Regions from separate parts of the Homo sapiens genome. Here all the other regions are linked to region 1. Evidence: chromatin loops called from intact Hi-C (ENCODE). Cell type or tissue: Caco-2. All regions are shown on one strand. Links, peaks and the distances in the headings refer to the core of each region. The heading gives the core; the rest is flanking DNA.

What was found. Hi-C counts contacts between places; a loop is a spot of excess contacts. Peaks named below come from ENCODE experiments on the same cell type or tissue, not always from the same donor. Only the 100,000 strongest peaks of a DNase experiment are listed, where the experiment ranks them.
Region 2: it touches region 1 in a loop (5-fold over the local background); 4 of 110 quality-filtered maps call a loop at or near these places.
Region 3: it touches region 1 in a loop (6-fold over the local background); 7 of 110 quality-filtered maps call a loop at or near these places.

What each region holds. Positions count from the first base shown.
Region 1 is chr6:157,527,957-157,533,590 of GRCh38, forward strand. The region is part of intron 1 of ZDHHC14 (zDHHC palmitoyltransferase 14); the gene reads left to right. MIR3692 (microRNA 3692) reads left to right here and starts at 1,176; the gene lies at 1,176-1,244. RefSeq lists enhancers at 2,793-3,698, 3,699-4,603, 5,170-5,634. In Caco-2, for the core only: no CTCF peak of the experiment used is centred there; DNase peaks (open chromatin) are centred at 3,315 and 4,045; H3K4me3 peaks cover 867 bases.
Region 2 is chr6:157,421,679-157,427,312 of GRCh38, forward strand. All of the region lies in intron 1 of ZDHHC14 (zDHHC palmitoyltransferase 14), which reads left to right. Among named protein-coding and RNA genes, the nearest start is that of ZDHHC14, 43 kb to the left of the region's middle. RefSeq lists a silencer at 2,565-2,765. In Caco-2, for the core only: no CTCF peak of the experiment used is centred there; a DNase peak (open chromatin) is centred at 3,073; H3K4me3 peaks cover 150 bases.
Region 3 is chr6:157,583,184-157,588,817 of GRCh38, forward strand. The region is part of intron 2 of ZDHHC14 (zDHHC palmitoyltransferase 14); the gene reads left to right. Among named protein-coding and RNA genes, the nearest start is that of MIR3692, 57 kb to the left of the region's middle. In Caco-2, for the core only: no CTCF peak of the experiment used is centred there; DNase peaks (open chromatin) are centred at 3,498 and 4,153.

The DNA of each region.
Region 1 (5,634 bases), core at 482-5,481:
GCCATCTGCTTGGCAAAATTCAAGAAAGGTGGCACTTATTTAATTGATTGTAGCTTTCATGGCAGTCACACCTTCCAAGCCTTCCATCAGGCCAGCCAGGCATGATTTCCTTTGTTTCAGTCCCTCTTGGTGTTCTCTAATTAAATATGCTTTTTCCAGATGTTTCTCCACCGTATTCTTTAAGGTTGTTTCCACCATTTTTCCCTAGATCTAATGTCCATTATTTTGCCTTTTGCCCTTCTCTTTTTAGTAATCAGTTAATAATCGTGTTTGCCATGGGGAAGTCCTCAGGAATACTTCTGTTGTATTTCAAAATGAGCTGAACAGTTTTTTTGTTGTTGTTGTTTTTTAATCTCAGAAGTGTGTGGCTTAAAAGAAAAGTAAAGAAATGATATGAAAGTTTAACCATAGATGAATATACTTGGAAAAGCACAAGTAGATGAAGACTGGGGATGGGAGTGGGCATTAATCAATTAATTTAAAAAGCACGATAGGGTGGGCGCAGTGGCTCACACCTGTAATCCCAGCACTTTGGGAGGCTGAGGCGGGCAGATCACGAGGTCAGGAGATCGAGACCATCCTGGCTAACATGGTGAAACCCTGTCTCTACTAAAAATACAAAGAAATTAGCCAGGCGTGGTGGCAGGTGCCTGTAGTCCCAGCTACTCGGGAGGTTGAGGCAGGAGAATGGCAAAAACCCGGGAGGCGGAGCTTGTAGTGAGCCGAGGTCGCACCACTGCACTCCAGACTGGGCGACAGAGCAAGACTTCATCTCAAAAAAATAAAATAAAATAAAATAAAATAATTAAAAAGCACAATTAGATGAAGACTGGGGGTGAGAGTGGGCATTAATTAATTAATTAAAAAAGCACAATTAGATGAAGACTGGGGGTGGGAGTGGGCATTAATTAATTAATTTAAAAAGCACAATTAGATGAAGACTGGGGGTGGGAGTGGGCATTAATTAATTAATTATAAAAGCATAATTAGATGAAGACTGGGGGTGGGAGTGGGCATTAATTCCTCAACAGCACATGGTATTTTTCAGGTTTCTCCCAATGAGTTCAAAGAGTTTCATTGAAAGTATATCCTTGTAGTTGCTAGTGTCTAGGAGACACACTCAGACTTCCAGTTTTACTCAGCACCTACCACCTGTACTCTTCTGAGGTTCTTTGCCATTCCTGCTGGTCAGGAGTGGATACTGGAGCAATAGATACAGTTCCACACTGACACTGCAGAAGTGGAGATCTCTGGAGTCTCTGCAACCCCACCCTCTCTTCACAGGGAGCAAGTTACTTCTTGAGTATAACCTGGGAATTTTAGAAAGTTTATCTTTTTTCATAAATGAAAGTTTATGTTTTAGCATTGTACTGGTCAGAATCCTCCAGTATTTAAGCAAAACTAACCAGTACGGTCTTTGTTTAGTATACATGTATTTTGCAATAACAGGAGCAGTCATCACCATTTAGTGTCAAGCTTGATTGACAGGGCCCCTGGGAATCTGTGGTTTCTGTTGTGTAGAAACCACAGAGCTTGTTATTCTTCAACTGGAATTGGGAAGCGGAGCCCAAGAGAAATGTTCTTGACCTTCAGTCACTAAGGCGTTACTACCAGACTGCTGGCAATCCATCAATGAGCGACTTTGTCACCCAAGACTCCGAGCTTGTCTTCTCCCCAGACTGGACAAGGCACCTTCACGCAGAATAGTTTCAGGTTTCACTGTGTTCTTAATTACATTTAATGAGGATCATTGAGATCCTTATAAAAAGGTGAAAACAGGTACAGCTGTTATTGTATTCCACTAAGAAAATGTGTAGAGTGCAAAACAGAAGTGTAGGCCTCATTGTGGTACAATTGAGAGACCATGCCTTGGGCCCATGGGCTTTGATGGCGGCCACATCTGATTGACTTCTGGTTATGAAACTTATTAGCTAAACCAGGCTCAAAGTAATGAACCTCTTATAAGTCTTATCAGTCAAATTAATGAACCTTAGTTTCCTCATCTGTGAGATGGTCTCAGTAATACCAATGTCATAGACAATTAGCTGTGTACATTTCTGTAGACATTATATGAAATGTTATATGTGAAACTGCCTGCAATATAGGTACTCAATCAAAAAAATGTGAATTTTCATTTGCTCCCTGCAGTCTTACTATCTGGCTGCCTGTTACTTTGAAAACCATGTGTATGAAACAGTAACAGGCTACCTAAAAAGAAAAAAAGAAAAAAGAAAATGATGTGGGACCACATCTGTGTGTCTAGCAGGCATGGACCTTCCCTCTGGATCTGTTTGTTCTGACCTTGTCTTCTAATTGAGCTGGATAATTACATGGTAGGAACTCTCCCCAACATCAGGGCCGAGAAATGCTGTCACCATGTTTTAATGCAAAGGCACTTTGCCAAGGATAATAGTCGATACCACGGGCATTGTTTTAGGTGAGATAAAGGAATCATCTGTGAATGAATGCTGTGTCCCTTTAGAGAAGGAAAAAATGAATCGGCAGCCCCAACAGCAACCCAATATCCAAAGACTTTCAGTGAATTTCATTTTGTTCATTTTTCTACCAAATATGCACTTTTGAAGCTGTCTTTGCCTGATAGTCTCCAACTTGGTGTCACAGGGCTCGTGGGCTTTAAGCTGTTAACCTTGTTTTATTTCTCCCCTTTTTGGAAATAGAACCATTTTCTCCTGAAATACCTTTGTAGCCTTTTTTCTTTTCTACTCAAAAGCACCTTATTTCCATTTTGCATAATTATTATGTACTATTTTTCAAATTATGATGTCTCTGCTATTGGAAACAACATTGTTTAGTGAGTTTGTGGGTGAAATAGCTTAGCCTTCTGCACTCACATGTGTCTCTGTCTGAACGACTGGATATTTCTAACCTGTATTGGTCCTATATTATCTAATTCCTTGAGGTTTATGATGACGGATATGTTAAAAAAAAAATCTTCAATTCCTCTTTATTCTTAGGGAAACATTGTAAAGCAAAATTTACTTAGAAATTCTTCCTACTTTGCAAAAGAAAGAAGGTGGCCCTTTTTCTCCCCCAGGAGAGAGATCGTTAGCTCAGAGGAGCGCTGTCAGCAGAGGCTGGAGCACACGGAAGTGGGGTCTGCTCAGGTCCCTCTCGGTGTTCATTGCTTCACCTGCATGACGACCTTTGCACCCATCGCTTTGCAGTTCGCCACCAAACGTGGACCCAGATGTCCCGGGTCTGCTCTGATGATTCCACAACATTCAATTCAGCAAATATTTGTCGAGTGCCTATCATGTAGCAGTGTGTGAGGCACTGGGGATGCCACAGTGACTAAACAGCCTACAACGCCCCTGCCCCCCCCGGACATGCCGTTCCAGAGTCCAGTCCAGGGAGGATTACACTGTGCTTCCGCCAGTCACTCGGTGCACCGTCCGAAGGAGGCCTGGAAACATTAGGGTCAGGGAGGGTCTGGGGCTCCCTGTCCTTGCCAACACCCTTCCTCTCTGCAGGTCTCACTCCTGCCTCTGACACCCCCTCCAGAAAGGCTTCACCAACACCCCCCGCTCCGGCCCACTGAGTTGGTTCCCTCCACCGTTCCTCAACACCTGTGTCTCCACACTTGCTCTTTTGTTTGTAGTGTGCTGATTTGCCCCACCCCCCAACCCCCACACTGGAATGTGAGCTGCCAGGAAGCGAGGGTCTTGTCTTGATCTTCCTGCTTTCCTAGCACATGGTGCAGCTTGCTGGCAGGTAGTGTGTATTCAGTGGCTGTGTGCCGAGTGCCTGAATGAAGGCGTGAAGGAGACTCAGTCATCTCCTGCATCCACGGTACTCGTAGACTTGTTCTCCAGCTCTGGAAAAACTTTCCAAGACTCAAATGTGCCTTTTCCCCAAAGGCCTTGAGTTACTGCATCTTCGTAACGCCGAAGACACTTTTCCGTAGCGGTAACATCTGGACTTTGTGCAGTGTGACTGTCCCAGAGGGCCTGGCCTCGTTCTGCGGGATGGGCGTGGGGGTGCCAGCTCCCTGGCAGAGGCCCCAGTCCTGGGTAAAGCTGTGCTCACTGCCTGCCCACCCTGGGTGAGCAATTGAAGCCCTAGTGTGGGGCCCCTGGCCATGGAAGCACTGGGGAAGGAGCCGCTGGGGGAGGAGGAGCAGGCACAGCAGGCGTCTCCTGGTGGCACCAGCAGCCACACCCCTGGGCCACCTCCCAGCAGGCAGCCTGATGGCCCCAGGGCCTTGGGATGGGAGGAGAGCCTCAGTGGTGTTCAGTGTGCAATCTGAAACAAGGCAGGGCATTTTCCTTCCAACAAGGTTTTCTTGAACATGTAATGATTAAACTAATTCATATTTTGTTGAAAATGTCTCTGTTGAGCAATTCATTGCCAAACAGTGCTCACTGATGAGCTATCCAGCGTTTGGGTTCAATTCCATGAACATTGCCGGTGTTGAGGAGATTTAATTTGTATAGCATTTGATTCTTTCTCATTCCTGAACGCCTCCTTTCCCATCTTGCCATCCCTAGACCACCCGCAACCCAAGGAAAGAAAAAGGGAATCTAGCAGGCCTCTGAGATTCCGGATCTCCAGGGGGCTTGCTGGAACTGAGGGGAGTTGGGCCCTATATGTGTGGCCTTGTCCTGTACTTTAAATAAATACCCAGTTTAAGACAGAAATCTGCAAGGATGACAGAAGAACTTTCTCTAGTCACATTCCTCCAAGAAGTTGGGTACAGACCAGAGCTGAGATAGGAGATAACCTGGGTTTTGCCTTCTCAAATGTATGATCCTCCATACCCCAAAACAATTAGACTAATTAAGGTATTGTAAGACAACTTGCAAAAATCAAGAGCTTCAGCCCGCTGAGGTTTCAATCCAACAGAGAATATACATTATCGTCAAGCATCTTCTTTATGGATAGTTGAGTTTTTAAAAGCACAGGCAGATTTTAATATTTCGGCAATTATCTTCTTTTTTAGTTCAACAAGTACTTATGCATTTATTTTTAATAACATATTTCTCTACTACAAAAATAAGCCATGCTTTAATTAAGAAAATTTGGAAACCACCAAAACGCACATATGCAGAAAATCACCCAGGGATAATGAGATAATGGGGCACATTCTTCTAGTTACAAATATAGATGTGTTTGAAACACAAATAGGATTGTCTCCGCTGTACTTTGTATCCTGTGTTTTTTTAGATGTCTCTTCATTTCATCTAACAAATAGTTATTGTAAGGTCAACTATGTGCTAGACTGAATTCTAGGCACTGGAGGTTACATCAGTGAACCAAGCAGATACACGTCCTCATTGCATTGAGCTTTTTTCTAGTGGGGTCAGACAGTAAGCAAGGAAGTATATATATTAACAGTGTGCCAAGTGGGGATAAGTGCTATGGGAAGAGTAAAAGCTGGAAGGGGTTGGGGTTGGTGGAGACGGGATGGCTGGTCATAGGAGGGCTGCAGTTTGGAGATTGTGTGCAGCACAGTCAGGGAAGGCTCTACAGAGATGGTGATATTTGAGCAAAGGCTGGGAGGAGCTCTATGGCTCCCTGTAGGGAGGGAGTTCCAGGCAGGGGGAAGGCACAGGCAAAAGCCCAGAGGAGAGGCAGGCCTGGCTTGTTCCAGAGCTGCAGGGGTCGGCAGGAGGG
Region 2 (5,634 bases), core at 459-5,458, 110 kb before region 1:
CTCACAGCAACCTCCGCCTCCTGCGTTCAAGCAATTCTCCTGCCTCAGCCTCCTAAGTAGCTGGGATTATAGCCACCCACCATGACGCCCGGCTAATTTTTGTGTTTTTAGTAGAGACGGGGTTTCACCATGTTGGTCAGGCTGGTCTGGAACTCCTGAGCTCAGGTGATCCACCCGCCTTGGCCTCCCAAAGTGCTGGGATTACAGGTGTGAGCCACCGCGCCCGGCCTGGATTGTGTGTTTCACATAATTATTTCATCTGAAGATGCATTCATTCACTCAGCATGTATTGAACTCGTTCTAGGCTTCAAGAGCCTCATAACGATTCTGAGGGGCAGGCGATTTAGCTCCACTTAGCAGGTAAGAAACTGATGAGGTGAGGAAACTCGAACCCACGTACCTGGGTCTCAGTTGAGAGCCCTTTCCAACCGGCTGGACTGTAGCTTTCCCCAGCCCCATCCAGAGCATTTCCAGGCATCTGGAGGCTCTTCTCTGGATAGTCTTAGGTTAGCTTTATTAATCAAGGGATAACAGTAACACAGAAAGGTGGATTGAGGGTGGGATGTCAGAAAACTCTCTGTGTTAAGATAGATGTGGACATTGGTGCAAGGGTTGCTGTCAGAGAAACAATGCAAATTGTATTTTTTTTTTCTCTGCCAGATGTTTCCCATACATGTTCAATGAATGTTCCAGATTTTAAAAAATTCCATCTCCATTTCTGGATTCTGTACTTCCATCCCACACATCCCAGATTTAAAGGAATAGAAGGGACCCGTTCGCTATTATGAAGCTAAACTCAGCAGCCTCTAGTGGAGCGTTACCCCGGGAAGCAATCAGCTCTGATAGGACAGTGGGAAGACCATCAGTGGCAGGTTACTGGTTTTCATAGAACCCGAGGTAACTGAAAGCTTCTCATGGGCACTTGCTATGTGGCAGACTCTACACTCTGTTTTCATTTAATGATTTTTAAAGATGCCCCATGTTTTAAGGTTTCTACTCTCCATGATCAGGACGGGCACGGTAAGCCCTCTCTGTGATAACCAGGAGGAGGAAGAGATAGTACAGTAATAGCATGCCCAAGGCATTTGTATCGACCCCTTCTGTGCTTTTTATATTTTTAAATTTTGTACCTTTTTATTCTGTATTTTATATACTTCTTTGCAAAACAGAGTGGCTCTTCCCACAATCTGTCCCGATGGCCTTTTGGGTCAAGGAGCACAGATCTGTGTAGTTATAGGAAAAGCAGCTGAAATGTGTGTGCTTTACTAACTTTACTTCCCCTCTTTTTAAAAAGCAGTTCATTTACTCTTTCTCATGCATTCTACTTTTCAGTCGATAAGGAAAATGTTTTCCAGGCCAAACAAACTAGACTGAGATCATATGCTTGTCAGGAGACACAAACCTTCCCTCAAGGCAGCTGGCACTTGAATGGGTAAAAGTTATTGTTGTTGATATTCCTTAGCTTAATAAGGTCCCCAAAGTGGCATTGACTTTGAGTTCTACTGACTTTTCATGTGACTTTAGGCCTTAATTTTCCCACCTCAAAAATGGGATGAATGAAGCCCCACTGGCCGGATAGTCACAGCTGAAGGAACTGACACAGATATTGTAAGTTTTAGGGACCTTTTAATTTTAAATGTAGGAGGACTCTTGAAAATCCTTTTCCTTTTATTTGGAATTTGTGATTATTCATATGGTGCGGCAGGGTGCTGGGAAGACCTAGACTTTTTTTTCTTAGTGCAAATGAGGTATAATAACATTATCCCTAGGGAAGCAGATGAAAGTAATAAGCAGGATTATATTTTTAAAATTTCATAAATAAAGTTCCCCTTTTATTTAATCCAAATTGGTGAGGGTTTACTAAGCATTGCGGGATTTTCCAGGTATGAATTTTCGGCATGTATAACACTGAGATTGGGTATTCTGACCTCCAAATATTATAGTCTGAAGAGACTTGAAAACATCCACTTGTTAGATCTGAAGTTGTTTGACATAAGACGGTGGCAAAATCTCTGTTTTGTAAGCAAGGAGAATGCATCCCAACCTACAGGCTAATCCTTGAGAAATGTGGCTTCCAACTTGCTGAGCCGATTTAAACTCTCACCACTCCAGGTGCCATCTGTGGATTTGGAGGATGGCATCGTGTAGGAGCTCATTGGAAAAGCAGAATCTCAGGTTCCACCCCAGACCTGCAGACTCTGACCCCCCAGGCGATTCGTGTGCAATATGAGGTTTCAGAGCACACTGGTTCAGGCATCCATCAGCGCTTGTGTAGCTCCCAAACAAAGCCCAGCCTGGCAGGCGCTTGAGGTAAGCTGGGCCTCAACTTGTCCCATCCAAAGCTTCGGCTTATTTCACCTGAGTTTTAACAGATGCGTGCTTTGCATAACAGTCTGTTCGCACCCAAACCAAATACACTTCTTTTTCATATCAAACAACACATTCACTGAAATGATTTCTGTAGATGTTTGAGAGGCAGCCACTGTGTGATATATTTAAACTCACTTTGTTCTGTCTGAAAAATGTGTTGAAAAGAATTCTGAACAGAGGGGAAAAAAGGCAAACCTTAAAGGGATATTGCTGTGATAAAATGGTATGCCAGTGGTGGTGAGAAATTTTGTTTTGCCTTCAGGACTTATTTGTTTATTAAAGAAGAGTGAAGGCAGTATGGAGATGTCAAGCCACAGCTCAAGTAAACGTTGAATCTGACGAGGTCAAACTCAAACACAATCACTGCCCTATTTTTTGGTGGTGCGATTTTGAATCAAAAGGGGGACTGACAGCACAGATAGGGAGAGAACAAGTGTCTTTCTGAGGCTTTCTGAGCTTGAAGCCGTCCTGTTCTCCAAAGCTCTAAGCGGAACACCTGATTAGCAGAGTCAGAGAGCAAACGTGGTGCTTCGCTTGGCTATGAACAAACAACTGGTTAAAAAGCCTTTCTGGAGGTTCTTGTGAAATCTGTCTGGGGGCCCAGAAACCCTGCCCCGAGCAGTGATTTTAGTAACATGGGGATAAGTTTGCAGGAGATTCGATTAATGATTAAATGAACAAACCGGGAGTCCTGGTTTGACTTCTCTTTCTCACCTCCCCTATCCAATCAATCACAACGGCCTGGGAATTTCTCCATAGAAATATCTCTCAAATGTGCCCTTCACTGCGTCCCCAACCCCACCCCAGGCCCCAGAGTCAGCTGGGCCCAGCTTCTTCAGCAGGATCCCTGCCAGGTGTCCTAGGTCACCCGCCAGCCCGCCCACTCTCACTCTTCAGTCCATAGCCAGCCACACTGCAGCCAGAGGGAGCTTTTCATATAAACTCCAAAATCAAGAGTGTTCTGATGTTTAAGACTCCCATTGTTATTTTTATTGGGGTTGCATTATGTTTATAGATTAATTTAGGAAGCATTGACATTGTCTTATTGTTGAATCTTCCTGTCCAGGAATGGACATCAAGTTTTCTGCGTCCCTCAGGTTAATTTAAATTCTCTTCATAAGGATCTTGTACAACTCTTGTTTCATTTACTGTTAATTTCACCCTCTTGCTTCTATTATAAATGGAGGCCTTTCCTTCTAATATCTCTTGAAACTGGTTATTGTTCATATACAAGCAAGTTATTGATTTCTACATATTAACTTGCTTCTACCACCCTACTGAATTCTCTTATGGTTTGAGTAGTTTCTTAATGGATTCTTTGGGGGTTTTTAGCTGTATAGGCATATCATATGCAAATAGTGAGAGCTGTACCTCTTTTTTCCTCATTTTTAAATCTCTAATTTCTTTCTCACCCAATTATGTTGGCCAGCTCCTCAAAGAACAATGATAGCGGACATTGTGTCTTGCTTTTCAATAGTGAAATGCGACTAGTGTTCCCTTTCTAAATGCTGAATTTTGGTTGCGATATCTGCATTTTATCATGTTAGGAAATTATCCATCATTACTTCATTAACTAAGCATTTTTGAAGAGGGATCTTTTCAAAAGGCAGACTTGATCATGTCACTCTTCTGCTTCCTGGTGTTCTGAAGTAGAAACTAAAATTCTTGCCTGCATCCCCAGCCCCTGGGCCATCCGGTCCCTGTTTCCCCTGCAGCCTCATCTGGCCAGATGCTGCATTTTGCTGCCTGGGCTCCAGCCACACCGGCTGTCTTGTAGCTTCTAGAACGTGCTGTGCCCCTGCCAACCTTAGAACCCTTGGACACCTGTTTCCTCTGTAATGCTTGCTGCTCTGCCCTCTGCCACCCCACAGGTCTTTGCCTAACCACCTCCTACTATCTTGCAGAGGTCATCTCAATAGGCACTTCCTCACAGAAGTCTCCTGATCCCCCAACCAGACTGGCTCCCCATCTAGTCCCCTGCATTCTACCTAGAGAGGCAGATGGGGTCAGAGTGTGAGGATCCTGGGGCAGTGAATCTGAGGCTGCCAGACCAGGGGTGGAAGGTCTAAAGGAGGCGGTCATGCTGCTCACGTTCAGATGTGAGAGCCTCCCGCAAGGTGGTGGTTCTGGGTTGGGCAGGAGGGATCTGGCACAAGGAACGTTATGGAGATGAGAGCTGCACAGCTTGACACTGAATGGATGCTGGGTGGGGAGGTGGGGAAGGGACAGCTAGGATGACCTAAGGACTCGACTTGGATGATTGGATGGTGTCATTCACTGAGATGGGGATTCCAAGAAGAGAGGCAATTTTAAGGGAAAAATCAATGAATTTGGTTTGGAACATTCAACAGTCATTTATGGAATGCCAATGGCATGCCACATGCCGCATTAGGGTCTTAGGATCGAGGGTGACCCACAGAGCAGTTTGGCCCCCACTTCATGGAGCTGACTCGTTGAGTTTGAGGGGCCTACGGGGCACTCAGGGGGAGAAGCGCACCAGCTCGCAGGATGTGTGGGTCTGGCACCCAGAAGAGAGGGTAGCCTGGTGCTTGACACTGGGGAAGCCCTGGCTGTGGGTTTGGATGAGGAGAATCCTGGGAGAAGGTGGAAGAGCCGATCAGAAGGGGATGCTGGAGGAAAACAGCGGTCAGGTGTGTGGGAGGGAACAGAAAGGATGGGGAGCTGGAAGCCGCACTAGGAGGGAGTCAGGCCACGGGAGAGGGGCCAGCGTGAGGTTCTACAGAGCTCAGGAGAGAAGCCGGGAAGCCGTCTCACCTTTGGCCATTGGGAGGCCGTTCACCTCCATAAGAGCGTTTTCCGTGGAAACGGAGACTTCATTGTAGTGGGTTGAAAAGTGACAGCTGGGGCTGAGGGACCAGGAAGTGGGCGCATCCATTGCAGACGGCCTTTCTATAAAAGGCAGCTGTAAGGGAAGGAGAACTTAAGATAGTGTCTGGAGGAGAAGGTAGGTGAGGAATCGGTCTAGAGGAAAAGGAGGAGAGGCACGGTGCGAGCTGGGGTGGCAGGGGAGCAAGGGCCCCAGGGAGAAGAGAGGGAAGGAAGAGGGCGTGCAGGGCGGAGGGACAAGGCTCAGGCGTAGACCTGGAGGGGCATCGGGCCTGGGAGCACAGGAGGAAGGAGGAAGGGCGGGTGGAGGGGCAGCTGTGGGAGGGCTCGCCTCATGCCCTTGGTTTATCTGTGTTCAGAAGCCAGTGTGATGGTTGATTTTAAACATAATACAGCAAGTGGGCAGAGATGTGAGGG
Region 3 (5,634 bases), core at 459-5,458, 55 kb after region 1:
TTTTTTGCTATCCATACTCTGAATTCTATTTCTGTCTTTCAGCCATTTCAGCCTGGTTAAGAACCCTTGCTGGGGAACTAATGCAATTGTTTGGAAAGAAGACACTCTGGCTATTTGAGTTGCCAGAGTTCTTGGGCTGGCTCTTTCTCATCTGTGTGGGCTGGTGGTCCTTTAACTGTGATGTAAGTTGAGTACAGTCAGTAGACTTTTCTGGATGTTTTCAGAGGACCAAGGCTTTTTGCAAGGTCTTTATTTATAGTTAATTATTGTCCTTGGTTTCGCATGGGGAGTATATTACCAAAGGTGTTTTTTTTTTTGTTGGTTCGTTTGTTTTGTTGTTATTGTTCTGCTTTTTTTGTTTTGTTTGTTTTTGGTGTTGAAGTTTTGGGCTTTGATACAGTAGATGGCACTTAAACGTAAGGGCCAGCAGGTAGGCTCTTCCTCAGCCATGCAGCTCCTTGGCGTTTCCACACATTTTCAGCTGTGTGCCCTCTCAGTGTTCTGAGGTGTAGGCTCCTCTCCCACTTAGGTGCTGGCTGCAGATCTCGGCTTGGCACTCCCAGGATGCCCACTGCAGCTCTGGGGTAAGCTCAGGCTTTATATTCTGTCCTCAGCTTGGAGGCAGCAGAGGAAGGGCCCTTAGCAGTGGTTGTAGCAGAGGGCCTTTCACTTCTGTTGTGGGGCTCCACCCACCAAGAGATGCAGAGCCATGATCAATCATTGCGATTGGCCTGGGATGGGGCAGCTGTGCTGTGGACCTAAGTGGAGGGGACCCTTTCCAGTGATGAGCAGGGTGGGTGGGTGGGTCCCAGGGGAGACAGCCTGGCCTCTTCTCCTTAGGGCAACTGCAGCTTGCTGGCAGTATGGTTGAAGCACTCAGGGTCTTTGTTCCTTTCCCAGTCCAAGGGCAGCAAGGCAGCACCCTTGCAATGGCAGTGGCCGAGGAGATCTCGGTTGCCTCTAGGAGCTGCACCTCAGAGAACTGCTGAGCTACTGGTCTGGATGGGAGTGAACACTGGGGCAGGGAGGCTGCACTGCTGGCCTGAGCCAGGGACTCTACTTGTTGAAGAGTGGGGCATGGGGGCTCACAGGGAAGAGACGGGACTCCTCTCTGGTGGCTGTGGTGTGCTGGAGGTGCCAGCATAGTGACTAGGCCCTTTGTTCCTTCCCCAGCCCAAGGGCAGTTAGGGCACTACCACTACAGCTGCAATGGTAGGAAAGAATCTTACTCTACATCTTTTATAATTTGGGATTTTTCCTTTTGCATTGTAAGAAAGCAGAGTCCAGTTACTTTATATGGTAACACATAGATATTTGATCCCTGAATTTGGGGCAGGAATAAATCTGATGGGAGACAAATGGATCTATCAGGATGGAAGTGCTCTGCTATTCCCTCAGGAAGAAAAGATGACTTACTTGAAGTCACAGGCAGAAGTTAAACAGCTGATAGAAGGCCTCCAGCAAGTCCAGGAATTCTGTGTGAAACAATTGTCAACGGGCAGCTTCCCATCCTTGAGCCCACATGCCGCACAGCCCCAATTTCTTCATCCCCAGCTCCCCTAATTTTTGCCCACAGGCTGGTTGCAAGGGTAACACTAGATGTAAGTGCTGTTATTATTTCTGTCTCCATGCCAGCAACGTCCACCAATTGGTTGGGGGACTATATGAAGGAAGAGACCATTTTACATACTCTTTCAAAATGCTTGTGTATAAAAATCTCCTTGAAAAATACTGACTTGGGATGGGCACGGTGGCTCATGGCTGTAATCCCAGCACTATGGGAGGCCGAGGCGGGTGGATCACCTAAGGTCAGGAGTTCGAGACCAGCCTGGCCAACATGGCAAAACCCCGTCTCTACTAAAAATACAAAAAAATTAGCTGGGTGTTGTGGCAGGAGCTTGTAGTCCCAGCTTCTCGGGAGGCTGAGGCAGGAGAATTGCTTGAACCCAGGAGGCAGAGGTTGCAGTGAGCCGAGATCGCGCCATTGCACTCCAGCCTAGGTGACAAGAGCAAAACTCCATCTCAAAAAATAAATAAATAAATAAATATACTGACTCATATACACTTGCCTAACTGCTAGAGGTTTTCCCCCCAAAATTCTAGTGTTTGACCCACTAGCTATTGCAAATGCCTATTATTCCTTTTTCAATTGCTGTATTTAAGCCACAAAGAGCAGCCCAAAGAGGCAGAGGCACAACTGTTACCAACAACCAAAGGAAACCAAAAATACAAAAAAAAAAAAAAAAACCCAAAACCAGAAAAATTGAGTAGAGCAGGAACCCTCCCTCTGCTTCTCTCTTTGTGCCACATGACACAGGCCACAGGTGTTTGTGATCTCCAGATGAGAGAAAGACTTCATGATTGGCCACTGGCCTCAGGCTAGAACACTGAAGAAAAAGTTTCTTTGTGCCAAGGTTGGTATGTGAAGCCCTGGGTTTCAAGCCCCCTTGTTCCCATCTGCCCTGGATGCAAGTGTGTCTGAAAGCCATGGGCCTAGGCAGCTGTTGGATGCATTGTGTGGAAGAAAGAACAGCGGGGCTCCCTGAGGTACACAGCTGGCCTTCTCAGCCGGCCCTTTTTGGGGGTGCTACCTGGCCATGCGAGGTTGGCTCTGGATCAGCAGCAGCTTGTGGATAAGTTTTGAAAGAGTCAGATCCACAGAGCACCTTGGAAAGGTGTCCTCTGCAAGTGAGGGGCTATAGGCACAAGAGTGGCCTGCCTGGTGGACAGCGTTGCAGCACTTGAGGGCCTGTGGCTGTGATTCCCAGGCAGGGTGGAGGTGCGGGAGCATGGCAGTCCTCCATCTTGGGCATCTCCTATGTGCTAGACTCTCTGCTGGATGATGGGGACTTGAAAGTGGATAGGCCGTGGTCACTGCCCTGGAGCAGCAGGAAGATCTGGAAACAAATCCTCCTGACATCATCGGTACTGGGTCTTCCCTCTGGCCTGTAAACACCACCAGCAGAGAAGAAGTCTGAGTTCCTGCTGTGTCCCCAGCTCAGAGCCCAGGGCTGGCCCCCAGTAGAAGCACAATACAGATCTAGTGGCTGGATAAATAAAACAAGGCAGGCGCAGTGAGAGCCCAAAGGAGGAAACAAGTAACTCTGCTTGCAAAGTGTTTTCACAAGAGAAGCTGGAACTGGCCCTCAAAGGATAGGATTATCTGCGCAGACAGCAGGAGAGGGAATCCCGAGCAGAGAAAATATCACGTGCAAATGCCTGGAAGTAGAAAACAGCATTGCCCGCTCAGGGAAACCCAAGGAGGCCACCGTGTTTTGAGCATAGGCTCCATGGAAGATCGTGCAAGGAGAGAGAAGGTTCATGGATTGTGTGCTGTATGGGAGGGCCTGAGTTTCTTGATGGGACTTGCATTTAGAAAGCTGACTCTTTAAGGGCCAGGAGAACAGATCAGATCAGAATGGGTGGCAAGACGGGCTCAAGACTTGCTGTGCTCATCAGACAGCCCAGCAGAGCCCTCCCAGGACCCCAGCGGCCCTCGGCAACCCCTGGTGCAGCACCGGCTTATAGTAAATCCTTCATAAATATTGGTTGACTTTTTTCATGGCATCGCTGGGCCCTGAATCCAGGTCTTCTGATCCTTCCATTTCTTTTACATAAAGAGCTCTCCAAATATTTAGTCAAAGAGTTTTGGGTTTCGGTTTAATTCTTAAGCTTCAGTTTACTATGTCTTTTGAATTCTAGCTTTCAGCATTTCACCTCTTTGTAACAGAGGTTCAATCTTTTAAAAAATGCACTTTGGAACTAAAGATCAATAGAGTTTATCTTCAGGAGTGTCAGCAAATACTCACTTTATCAAGTCATTGCTACTCAGAACTAGGCTATTTAAATAGTTGTAGTGTTGATACGTTTGTCATTCCTGCATTTTAAAATATTCACCTTCACAATTCAGTTTCTAAACTTTTCTACTGAAATTAACACAAATGTTTGACTGAGTTCGTATTTTATAAAAAGATATCAGGTCTAGTTTTTCTACCCATGTTTGCAGGAGTAAATAGAGGCAATAGATTTCACAGCTGACATTAGGATTATTATTAATCTAGGCCTCAGTGGCACCCAGCTGGCACCCATAGAGACCTGACCTTATCTTTGATGGATTCAAAGCCAGTGATTTCTATCCAGTGCTCAGGGGAAGCACACAGCCGTGCCATCTCTTTGTTCTCTCCTTATTGCAGAATCAGTTGCAAGGCCTCCCTCTTCTTAAGGCCCCTGCTTTTGGAGCTCAGCACCTCTCCAGATGCCTGTGACATTAGTGCCATTTGATGGGGCAGCCACCTGGGGTGCCAGGCAGATGTGGCACCTGCCAAAAGAGGGTATCCTGCTTGGCAGGGCAAGGCCACCCAGAGTCCTTGGACTGGCTCCACAGCTGTTCAGTTATTCTAAGCAGAAGGTTTGGGCCTCAGGAAGAGAGAAGTAGGAGACCTGCTTCTTCCTCCTGCCATTGCCCCGCCCTGCCCTCCACACTGCCTGCTCTCCCTCGAACCTGGAACTTTAATTTTCCATGAATAATTCATGGCCAGTAGCAGTTCAAAGCACTCTCCTTAACTCTGGGATTGTACTTTCACAAACACCAAAGCCTTAGGCTAAAGGGCTATAGCAGCTTTCCAGACCTCTGACAGCCATTTAAAGAAGACCAAGGCTGGGCACAGTGGCTCATGCCTGTAACCACTTTGGGAGACCAAGGTAGGAGGATCACTAGCTTGAGGCCAGTTGCTTGAGACCAGCCTGAGCAACATAGTGAGACCTTGTCTCTATAAAAAATTTAAAATTAGGCTGGGTACTGTGACTCATGCCTGTGATCCCAGCACTTTAGGAGGCCAAGGCAGGCGGGCCACCTGAGGTCAGGAGTTTGAGACCAGCCTGGCCAACATATAGTGAAACCCTGTCTCTACTAAAAAAAACACAAAAATTAGCTGGGCGTGGTGGTGCACACCTGTAGTCCCAGCTACTTGGGAAGCTGAGGCAGGAGAATGGCTTGAATCTGGGGAGGCAGAGGTTGCAGTGAGCCAAGATCACGCCACTGCACTCCAGCCTGGGTGACACAGCAAGACTCCATCTCTCAAATAAATAAATATATAAATAAATAAATAATTTAAAAAATTTAAAAATTAGCCAGGCATGGTGGTGAATACCTATAGTCCCAGCAGCTTGGGAGGCTGAGGTGGGAGGATCACCTGAGCCTGGGAGGTCAAGGCTACAGTGAGCTATGATAGCACCACTGCACTCCAGCCAGGGTGACAGAGTGAGACTATTTCTAAAAATTAAAAAATATACATTTTTTAAAGAAGACTGCAGGGAGGGGCATTCCTTTTCGAGCCCCTGAATCATGACATGCGAATCATGGGTACTGTCAGTGAGTGACAGCAGCCCTGCTTGGGGGCAGAATGGCACAGCTCTCCAGATACCCTGAGCTGTTCTAAATCACCAAGTGCTCTGCGTGAAAACGCTTGGGTGTGGGTGTGTTCTGTGATGTGGCCCCTCACCTGACTAAGCTGCGTTCTCTAAGGGTAGCTCTTTATCATACAAGTGAGTGTATTTGAGTACATAATAAAGAGGCACATAGGAATGTGTGGACTGGGGAGTATTTACTGGCACCCCACAGTGGGGTTCTCAAAC